Regions from separate parts of the Homo sapiens genome. Here regions 1 and 2 are each linked to region 3. The links are chromatin contacts, found by Hi-C or POLR2A ChIA-PET in ENCODE. All regions are on one chromosome and are shown on one strand. The core of a region is the stretch at or near the end of the contact, and the rest is flanking DNA. Distances in the headings are between cores, read along the strand shown. Region 1 holds the start of TOR1B (torsin family 1 member B). Region 2 holds the start of FUBP3 (far upstream element binding protein 3). Region 3 holds the start of ZER1 (zyg-11 related cell cycle regulator).

The links. A loop is a pair of places that touch in the nucleus more often than their neighbours do. ChIA-PET counts read pairs that join two places held with the same protein, here RNA polymerase II (POLR2A). Pooled maps may share reads with other maps.
Region 1: a loop to region 3 is called in a pooled map, with 8 times the contacts of the local background. The contact joins the promoter of TOR1B here to the promoter of ZER1 in region 3. A Hi-C loop is called at or near these places in 8 of 50 pooled maps.
Region 2: a pooled map shows a loop between it and region 3 (26-fold over the local background). The contact joins the promoter of FUBP3 here to the promoter of ZER1 in region 3. A Hi-C loop is called at or near these places in 5 of 50 pooled maps. POLR2A ChIA-PET finds 5 or more read pairs at or near these places in 2 of 52 experiments (HEK293 and activated B cell).

Annotation. Positions count from the first base shown.
Region 1 is chr9:129,801,275-129,804,657 of GRCh38, forward strand. It overlaps TOR1B (torsin family 1 member B), which reads left to right and starts at 1,910. Exons shown (of 5, transcript NM_014506.3): 1 at 1,910-2,137; 2 at 2,799-3,064. The coding sequence starts at 1,939. RefSeq lists silencers at 1,990-2,119, 2,180-2,299.
Region 2 is chr9:130,577,745-130,581,410 of GRCh38, forward strand. FUBP3 (far upstream element binding protein 3) reads left to right here and starts at 1,833. Exons shown (of 19, transcript NM_003934.2): 1 at 1,833-2,020. The coding sequence starts at 1,937. It overlaps LOC100272217 (a long non-coding RNA gene), which reads right to left and starts at 1,750. Exons shown (of 1, transcript NR_027440.1): 1 at 1-1,750. It overlaps LOC124902286 (a long non-coding RNA gene), which reads left to right and starts at 2,096. Exons shown (of 2, transcript XR_007061818.1): 1 at 2,096-2,504; 2 at 2,915-3,666. RefSeq lists a silencer at 1,781-2,150.
Region 3 is chr9:128,769,926-128,773,524 of GRCh38, forward strand. It overlaps ZER1 (zyg-11 related cell cycle regulator), which reads right to left and starts at 2,002. Exons shown (of 16, transcript NM_006336.4): 1 at 1,656-2,002. LOC124902282 (a long non-coding RNA gene) reads left to right here and starts at 1,409. Exons shown (of 2, transcript XR_007061804.1): 1 at 1,409-1,623. RefSeq lists enhancers at 1,589-1,638, 2,367-3,093 and a silencer at 1,829-2,298.

The sequences.
Region 1 (3,383 bases), core at 660-3,159, 1.0 Mb after region 3:
GTTGCTTCCTGTGTAAAACCCTCTGTGGCTCCCTATTACCCCCCAGAACAGAGGCCAAACTCCTTACAACATTCGCAAGGACTTCACCTTCCAGTCTCTGCCTGATTCTTCATCCCTATCTCTCACCACCTTCCGCCATGTGGAATCCTTTCAGTTCTCCAAACTGACTGTTGTTTTCTGCCTAAAACACTCTACTCATTTTTTGCCTGGCCTAACTCCCTCAGTGCCCAGCTTAGACAAAAGCCTTCCCTGTACCACTGTCCGATACTTCTCTGCCCACTCAGCATTGAGTCTCACCCCTTTGTCGGCCTCCCCCATAGACCGTCAGCTCTGAGAGGGCAGGGGCCAACTCCGTCCCCTCCTCTGCTGTCGTTCCTGGCATCCAGCAAGGGGCCTGCCACCTAGCGTGCTGAATGAAAGAATGGACCTCGGGATTTCAGTGTGGAAGCCTGGGCAGGTCTGTCTTGGGGCCGCTGCATCCCCAGTGCTCAGTCTAGGGCGCAGCACGGAGAGTTCGCAACTGTTTCAGGAAGAAGGCAGGCGGGTGGGCCGACCCAAGAAACGCACATTATACCTCCGGCGAAGTGAAGGGAGGGATAACAAAGCAAAGCTTGAGGGCTCCGAGAAGCTCTGAAGAAAACAAATCCAGCCATAAGCCCACTCCTGTAACCCCAGGCTTTGGAAGACGGAGGCAGGTAGATCGCTTGAGGTCAGGAGTTCGAGACCAGCTTGGGCCACATGGCGAAACCCCGTCTCTACTAAAAACACAAAAGTTGGCTGGGCGTGTTGGCGGGCACCTATAATCCCAGCTACTCCAGCAGCTGAGATGGGAGAATCGCTTGAACCTGGGAGGAAGAGTTTGCAGCGAGCCGAGATCCTGCCACTGCGCTCCAGCCGGGGCGACAGAGCCAGACCCTGTCCCCAATATACATATCAGATAAGAAAAAAATATAAGAAAGTTTAAAAAAATTTTTTTTGGCTTTTTTTTGTTTTTTTTGAGACGGAGTCTCGCTCTGTCGTCCAGGCTGGAGTGCAGTGGCACGATCTCGGCTCACTGCAAGCTCCGCCTCCCAGGTTCACGCCATTCTCCTGCCTCAGCCTCCCGAGTAGCTGGGACTACAGGCGCCCGCCACCATGCCCGGCTGATTTTTTCTATTTTTCGTAGTGATGGGATTTCACTGTGTTAGCCAGGATGGTCTTGATCTCCTGACCTCGTGATCCGCCTGCCTCGGCCTCCCAAAGTGCTGGGATTACAGGCGTGAGCCGCCGCGCCCGGCCAGCCTTTTTTTTTTTTTTTGAGACAGTTTCGCTCTTGTCGCCCAGGCTGGAGTGCAGTGGCACGATCTCGGCTAACTGCAACCTCCGCCTCCTGGGTTCAAGAGATTCTCCTGCCTCAACCTCCCGAGTAGCTGGGATTACAGGCGCCCGCCACCACACCCATCTAATTTTTTGTATTTTTAGTAGAGACGGGGTTTCGCCACGTTGAGCAGGCTGGTCTCGAACTCCTGACATCAGGTGATCCGCCCGCTTCAGCTTCCCAAAGTGCTGGGATTACAGGCGTGAGCCACGGCGCCCGGCCAAAAAAAAAAAATTTTTTTTTTTTTTTTTAGATATTTTTTCACTCTTGTTGCCCAGGCTGGAGTGCAATGGCGTGATCTCGGCTCGGCCTCCCAAAGTCCTGGGATTACAGGCGTGAGCCACCGCGCCCGGCCCGAAAAAATTTTTTTAAAAGAAAAGGGAAACAAAACAGTCTCCTACACCTTCGGACCACTCCCAAGAACGATGGCACCGCCCTCCTCTCCGCCCCTCACCAACATGGCCGCCCCCAAGGGAGTGGGCGGGTCTGCGGGGCGGAAGTGACGCACGAGAGGAAGTCCGTCCTGCCGCTTGGCCGCGGGGCGCCTGGCTCAGTGGCTTCTGCGGGCTTCGAGGAGCGGGATGTTGCGGGCTGGGTGGCTCCGGGGCGCGGCGGCGCTGGCGCTGCTGCTGGCGGCCCGAGTGGTGGCGGCGTTCGAGCCCATCACCGTGGGCCTAGCCATCGGGGCCGCGTCGGCCATCACCGGCTACCTGTCCTACAATGACATCTACTGCCGCTTCGCCGAGTGCTGCCGCGAGGAGCGGCCGCTCAACGCTTCGGGTACGGCGCGCGCGCGAGCTGTGGGTCGGCGCTGCGGGGGGCGCGGGGGCGCGGGGGCGCGGAGGGACGGCCTCGTGGGCGCCTGGCACGGACCGGGCCCGTGGCATCTAGACGGCGGTGGTCCCAGCTGGGGTGGGCGGGGAGCGGATGGGGCGGCCCCGGAACCGTTCGCGGGAACGCAGAAGCGGTGCCTTCGCAAACAGTCTCCAGATCGTGGGGCTGCCCCAGCGCCTTTCTAAAGCTCCCGTTCCTTGGGATCACAGGTGGAAGAAACGGAAAGTAGGCGGGCGGCCCTTCTGCGCCCTGCCAACCCTATTAAGTAGTTTTCAGACGTGCTGCGTCGCCCAGAAAGCCCACATTTGGCCCCTGGTTTTCCTGCAGGTCAGCAAGGGTGGCTGGGATTAGCAAGCGCTCAGTCAAGCGATGGTTCATCTCTGAATGAATGAACATTTAGCTTCCTTATCAGACCCCGAAGCGTTAAGGACCTCCACATAATCTTGAAAGTGGCATCGTTTGACTGCCTCGGCCCTAGGGTGTGGCAGACACCCTGCTGTGTCCCTGGATAATCTGTGCTTCTTGCTTTGGCCAGCTAAGAAAGTGCTGCGTTGCTGATGCATTTTTAAGGTCTGTTTCTCTCTTTGTTCTGGGGCTGTTCTTGCAGCTCTCAAGCTGGATTTGGAGGAGAAGCTGTTTGGACAGCATCTAGCCACGGAAGTGATTTTCAAGGCGCTGACTGGCTTCAGGAACAACAAAAATCCCAAGAAACCACTGACCCTTTCCTTACACGGCTGGGCTGGCACAGGCAAGAATTTTGTCAGTCAAATTGTGGCTGAAAATCTTCACCCAAAAGGTCTGAAGAGTAACTTTGTCCACCTGTTTGTATCGACTCTGCACTTCCCTCATGAGCAGAAGATAAAACTGTACCAGGCAAGAGAACCCGCTATTATCTCGTCTGCAGGCCAGTCGGACTGGTCCGGGTGACCTGCTCACTAACTCTGGCCTCTGCTTCTCTTTCCTTTGTGTTGCTGTAGCCCCCGGCTCCACTGAGTTAAGGCACACTTAGTCCAGGTAGTTACAAAGCTCTCCTACAACATTTCTCTTACTTGGTTCCAAAACAGTCCAGTGGGGTAGGGGATGTTATTTCCATTAAAAGATGGGGAGCCAAGGGCCTGGCGCCGTGGCTCACGCCTGTAATCCCAGCATTTTGGGGAAGCCGAGGCGGGCGGATCATTTGAGGCCAGGAGTT
Region 2 (3,666 bases), core at 583-3,082, 1.8 Mb after region 3:
AGAAGTTATCACTGATACTTGGTTCAGCTGAACGACTGTGTTCATGAAAGTTGATACCATTGCCATTCCTTGATTTTTACAAGCATAGCAAACTTAAAACGCTCAACACACCCAGAATGGGCAATAAATGGATGTGTTGGCATGGTCCTCCTCGTGCTGGCACTTCAACAACACAGCAAGCTATGTACTTTTGAACAGGGGTTGGAACATTTTTTCTGAAAGCAATCTTCAATCTTGCAATTTTGCCAAATTCTTTTATTTTGCCATAATCTATGAATTATTCTACTTGGCATTATTGAATGCAAAATAAGTTTACTAAGCACCTACTATGTGCCACACCCTAGGGATACAGGGAAAAATAAGTCTCTGCTCTAAAGTAACTCACAGTCTAGGAAAGAAGTCATTAACAAATAAATAACTATACTTTGGTTATTGGTCAAGTATTCCTCATACTTCTTTAGAATGCCCAAAGCTCTCTTGGCATAATGACACAGTGAGGGGTGAGGGTGGGGTCATCAAGGAAAGTTATATGGGACTTTTTTCCCCAAGAAAGGGTCTTGCTCTGTCACCCACGCTGTACTGCAGTGGCGTGATCATAGCTCACTGCAGCCTTGACCTCCAGGGCTCAGGTGATCCTCCCACTCCAGCCTCCCAAGTAGCTGGGACTACAGGTGTTTGCCACCACGCCCAGCTAATTATATTTTTTGTAGAGACGGGGTCTCACTATGCTGCCTAGGCTGGTCTTGAATTTCTGGGCTCAAGAGTTCTGCCTGCCTTGGCCTCCCAAACTGCTAAGATTACAGGCGTGAGCTACCGCACCCGGCCCGTATTGGATTTTATTTATTTCCTTTTCTTGGTGCTCATCCTCCTTCACAACTTCAAGATGGGCATAAGATGTTTGACAACATGGTTCTTCATTAAGTCCAACTCCTTATCATAATAGGGCTTGGGAAATATTAAACACGAGGGCAATCGTGCTAACACAAAAATGGGCGCCCCCTAAACCTTGTTACTTGTTTGCTCACTTATAAGAAGAGCCAACTCAAAGGCTCAACTGAATTCTAGCACTAAGATTCCTTCCTTGCTGTAGAAGATCTGTACCTGGTCACTTCCATTAAAGTTACATAGGCGTTCCAAGAAGCCTCCTGCAATACAGTTGTGACTCAGCCGGTATGGGAGTAATGACGGTCCTGTGGTATTTCCTGCACCCCCAGAGTCCCAGAGTTTGTTAAGGACCGTGTAAGAGGACACCACGCTGGCTTTTCAGTGGGCGCGTCTCTCCTGGGGGCATCACCAGACAACCCCAGGCGGAAGTGGCGGTGGCCCATCCTCATGCAAACTGCAGTGTAAGAACTGGGGCCCGGGACTCCTCGCAAATGTGGGACACTGACATTCTGTGATGCTGTCCCAATGCCCTTTCAAAGCGCTCAGCCCCCAAATTCCCAACCAACAGCCATTTCAGGGAGGGGCTACCCAGGACCAGGCTTTTGATGAACCACGACTGTTCGGGGTGCCGTCTTGGGAGAGCCACGTCAGTCCCTCTGAGATTCCAAACGGCCGACAGCGGACACCTCGGGACCACATCCAAGCCTCGGGGACCTGTCAAGACGCCATCGACGGTCCTGGACCAAATCCCGCCCGGGAAGGGAAGGGTCGCGACCGGACCCTGGAGACCCACGGCTGCCTGGCGATCTGAGCCCACCCCGGCGCTGCCGTCCCGCCCCCACTTCCGATCGGTCGAAGGTCACGTGCCCTGACCCCGCCCCGCAGACGCGACTCCTCCAGCTGCGAGCGTCCCGGCTTTCCCTTCCGCCGGAAGTAGGGCGACTTTCCTTTTCCGGCTACGGGTCCCCAAGCGGAGCGGGAGGCCGGACCGGGGAGCCGAGCGGCGGCGTCGGCGGCGTCGGCGGCGGCGGCGACGGCGGCGGGGGCGGTAATGGCGGAGCTGGTGCAGGGGCAGAGCGCTCCTGTGGGGATGAAGGCCGAGGGCTTCGTGGATGCCCTGCACCGGGTCCGGCAGGTACGGGCGCAGCCGGCTGGCAGGAGCACGAGATCCCGAGGCGGGGCCTGGCGGGCGGGGAAGAGGGGTTCGGGCCTGGGGGGCGGGAGGCAGCCTGAACCGACGTCTCAGCCGGGCCGGGCCGTTCCGTGGAGTTCCTACAGCCGGGAGGAGCCGGGGGGATAAGGCGCCACTGCGAGGCCCAGGCCCGGCCTGTCGGGCGGGTCTCCCAGGTGCCTGAAGTCGCTGGGAAAGGGTTTGCTTAGAGCGTCTGGCCCCATCGTGCCCCAGCGGCCAGCCTGGACCCACAGTGTAGCTAGCGCGGGGTTCTGAACCTCGCGAGGGGAGGGGTCCGGGAAGCCCACGGGGAGGATCTGGGTGTAGACATAAAGCAGCTGTCTGACGCCCAGTAGCTTGTTAAAACTTGGGGAACATCGTCTTTAGACTTTCTGTTGAGTAGAAGGAACTCGAGGGCATCTTATATGTGAGGGTGCTCTTTGGAGAGGTGAGAGAGGGAGGTGTTACATGTGTGGGGGTGGTCCCCAAGATGTAGAAATTTCTCATGGCAAGCTTGCCTCTACTGGGGAGAATGATATGGCCTCATTCCGACATTGAAACTTTACTGTCTGACAATGTCGTGCATTTAATCAAAGTTAAATTAACTGGGTTTTAGAAGGCTCCAGGCTTCCCCAGAGAGTGAATATGGGACCTGCCAAAAATACTTACTGGCTTCTGGCATGGTACTTAGAACAGAACGTGTTCTTCATTTGTATCTAAAACTTACTTACAAGTCAGCCCTAACACTTCAGCTTCCTCGGTTAAGTGTCTTATGTCCTCCTCTCTTCTTATGTAATTGTAAGCGCACTGATACTTTAAAAGTTGGGCTATAACTAATTACTGCTTGATTCCTAACAGAAAGCCACAGGAGTCATTGTATTAGAAGAAGGTCTTCACTCGGGCGCTTGAAGATATGGTCTTTACATCTCTTTCCAGTATTCCAGGGGAGGGAACCCTACCTGTTTCCCTGATAACTGACTTTTCATGTTATATATTGATGCTCCTATAGACATTATATTGGATCCCAGAACTTTCCAAACCTGTGGTTCCACCTAAAATTTTATCTGATGAATTGTTACTTTACTGCCTAGCTGCCAACCAGTACAGTAGTGAGTATCCATCTTACTTAGACTTCAGATCCACCCATGGCTGTAATGGATGAACATGCCACCCAGCTCCCCTTCCACCACTCTGCTTGCTGGCGTGTTACAGTGCTCTCCTCTACAGTACAGGGTCCTGAACCTTGTTTCTCACTGGCTACTAATATGTAATGGCTTTCGCTCTGTGCTGATGTGTGACAGTCACCTTGTTGGCCTTCTATGTCCGGGAAGAATTATAGTCACTGCCCTAAAGGGCTCAGATCCTCAGTTTGCAGAAGGCCTGTAGTTGAACATAAAGTGAATTTTGAACCATTGAGAAGACATTCCGCTTCTCTTGAGCCAGTGGTTGAACTCATATTCTTGGACAACCTGCTCCAGAGGGAGACCCTCTGGTAAATGCTGACCTAATGTGGATTGTTGAAGCAGTGGTGTTTACTACTAGCAGTGAAAACTTCATTGGAATTGTTCTCAGCTCTGAAATGCACCATTGACTGGAGCAGTAATAAGCCC
Region 3 (3,599 bases), core at 752-3,251:
CTGTATTTTCTCCAACCACCAGACACTTCAACAAGTACGGTTCTGAAAGGGTGTCCCATTAGACACCCTGTGACCCTGTATCACAAGGACAGCCCCTGATGTCTTCCCCACCTTTTTCTGGTCCCCACTGTTCTCTGACTTTCTTGCCAACCACTCTTCCCTTTCTTCAACCTGCTCCAGTCCCCCATCCTCCCACTGTTTCTTTCTTTTTTTTGAGACAGAGTCTCACTCTTGTCACCCAGGCTGGAATGCAATGGGCACAATCTCGGCTCACTGCAACCTCCACCTCTCAGGTTCAAATAATTCTCCTGCCTCAGCCTCCTGAGTAACTTGGATTACAGACATGAGCCACCACGGCCAGCTAATTTTTTTTTTGGTACTTTTAGTAGAGATGGGGTTTCACCATGTCGGCCAGGCTGGTCTTGAACTCCTGACCTCAGGTGATCCGGCTGCCTCAGCCTCCCAAAGTGCTGGGATTACAAGCGTGAGCCCTTATGCTGTTTCTTCAAATCACCAGGCATATGACCACAGGACCTTTGCATTTGCTGCGGAATGCTCTGCCACAAGAGAACTACCTGGCTTGCTCCCTCACTTATCTCTGCTCAAAGGTCACCTTACTAGAGACCTTCCCTGAACACCCTCTATAAAATGACAACTCCCAACTCCTTCCCCATGGTCCTTCCTTCTCTATTTTTCTCCAAACCACTTATTACCTCCTTACATATCATGTTTATTATTTGCTGAATGAACAAATGAACCAAAGTAGCGAGGCCCTTCACCCCTGGCCACCACTTTCTGCTCTAAGTATAGCCTCCCGTGACCCTTTTCAAGGCTATGCTTTTATGCTCATCCTAACCAGTTTGAAGTCTGAAGAGAAACATTCTGTGAAAGATCATATATGGAAGGATTTTCCCAAGACATCAGACATTCCATTCCCCTCCCCCTTAAAAATCAAATGCACTAGCTGAGCGCGGTGGCTCATGCCTGTATTTCCAGCACTTTTGGAGGCTGGAGCGGGCGGATCACTTGAGCCCAGGAGTTCGAGACCAGCTTGGGTAACATAGTGAGACCCCATCTCTATTTAAAGAAAAACAAAACAAAACAAAACGAATGGACTGACAAACACAGGCAAAGACTGGAAATCTTGGGCTCTTTCGGTCAAAGAGCAGCCAAGACAAGTTCCACCCAGAGAGCTATAGTGGCCAGCACAGTCAGTTTCACTATCAACTCACCTGTCGGGCTCCCTTGGCCCTCCGGTTGCAACCTCACCCTGTTGGATTTCCCTATACTTTGTGTCATCCCTTTTGGGAGCTGATCCAGAATCCAAGTCGTCCTTGAGCTTCTAAGCACTTCTCTGGGGGAACTTAAGCTCATCCAACAGGTAGGAGGGGCAGAGGGTGGCCCTTTCAGCCCTACACCGATCCCCCATCTTGTAGGGGCAAACGACAGAGCGTCATTTTCTTTCTGGAGGAAGGGAGCTCAGTTTTAAAGACACGATTCTCAGACCTGGCGGCAGGGATAGAGAAAGGAACCCTCCCACCACTGGCGGAGATGGACCTCAGAGAGTGGTTGCAGCGGCGATGCTTAGGCCCCGTAGGCAGGAGGCGAAGGAGGAGGACGCAGGTACGTCCCTTGGCCCGGGGTCCGGGACCTACCCTGGACGGGGCTGCCCTCAGCGTCGGGAAGCGGACGTGATGCTTCGCAGGCGAGGAGGAGCAGAGAATGCAGCCCGGGAGAATCCGGGGCCAGAGCACCTCAGGAGGTTGGGGATCTCGTCAGGCTAGAGCCGGGGTCCAGGGGAGACGGGGGTCGGCGGGGCGGAGCTTGGGATCCCGGGGACGGGAGCTCCGGGAGGGAGGGGGTCGCGACGGGGACCCCGTGGCGGTTACCTTGCCCTTAGGGCTGCCGGCGGGGCTGAGGCTCCTGGGCCCGGCCCCTCCCCCGATCCGGCTCCTACGGCTCGGAGCCTGCAGCCGCCGCCGCCTCCGCTGTCAACAAACCCGGGGCGCGTCACTTCCGGGGCCGCCCCTTAGCAACAGCGATCGGGTTCCCCCGACCCGTCCCGCGGCTAACGCGGGCGGCGGCGGCAGAAGGTTCCGGGGACCGGCGGGCGGCTCCTTTCCCCGGGCCCGGCACGTTACGCCGGTGGAGGAAGCCGCGGGATGCCCCCCCCAGGCCACCCGAGAGAACGCGTCATTCAGGGCTCTCCCTGGCCTCCGAGGGGCCTGTTCGTGGGACCCTAGGATCGGTGCCCGCCCTGGCGCTGCGGTTCACCTGAGCCCAACACTGCTGAATAGCAGGACTGACTCTGGGCGCCAGCCCCCTCCATCCAGCGCCCTGTTGAACATGTCTTGCGTTCTCCACGGGTGGCTCACACTCGCGTGTCAACCCGCAGTCATCACCGTCCCCCAAAAGGTGCTCCTAACCTCCATCTAGGGCATGCGCCACCAGGCAACCGAGCTTCCAAATGGGAAATTGGGCGGCGACCTCGGCCCCTACATTTTCCTGGGCCCCTCGTCCAGTCTCCAAGTCCTAAGGATCCTGTCAAACCAGTTCCTTCTGGCCGAGCGCAGTGGCTCACGCCTGTAATCCCAGCACTTTGGGAGGCCGAGGCACGCGGATCACCTGAGGTCAAGAGTTCGAGACCAGCCTGGCCAACATGGTGAAACGCCGTCTTTACTAAAAATACAAAAATTAGCCGAGCGTGGTGGTGCGCGCCTCTAATCCCAGCTACTCAGGAGACTGAAGCAGGAGAATCGTTTGAACCCAGGAGGCAGAGCTTGCAGTAAGCTGAGATCGCACCACTGCACTCCAGCCTGGGCGACAGAGGAAGACTCCATCTCAAAACACCATCATTTCTTCTCTGGATTTCTCTTTTTTTTTTTTTTTTTTGAGAGACGGAGTTTCTCTCTCTTGTTGCCCAGGCTGGCGGGCAATGGCCCTCAGCTCACTGCAGACTCCCCGGGTTCAAGCAATTCTCCTGCCTCAGCCTCCAAGTAGCTGGGATTACAGGCGCCTACTATCACGTCTGGCTAATTTTTGTATTTTTAGTAGAGATGGGGTTTCGCCATGTTGGGCAGGCTGGTCTCAAACTCTTGACCTCAGGTGATGCGCCCACCTCAGCCTCCCAAAGTGCTGGGATTACAGGCGTGAGCTACCACACCCTAGCTAGATGCTCCTTTCTTGAGGAACCCTTTCTTGACAGGTGCCTCAGTTCCATTCCAAGAACTAATTTTGTGGATTTCTTTTTTCTTGCATAGCACCTTTTAATCTTTGACCAGCTACAACTATGTTCGTACAGTCTTGAATCCTTAAAAAAGCTGTTGGGCTTGGCACAGTGACTCACAACCTATAATCTCAGCAGATGGGGTTGTCGAGGCTGAGGCTTGAGCCCAGGAGTTGGAGATCAGCCTGGGCAACATAGGGAGACCCCATTTCTACAAAAATTAGCAGGGCATGGTGGTGCGCATCTGTAGTCCCAGCTACTCGGGAGGCTGAAGTTGGAGGATTGCTTGAGCCCAGGAGGTGGGGAGGTACGGTTTTATGCTCCTTAAGATGGACATCATCAGAGAGACAATAACAAATGTTGACGAGGATAT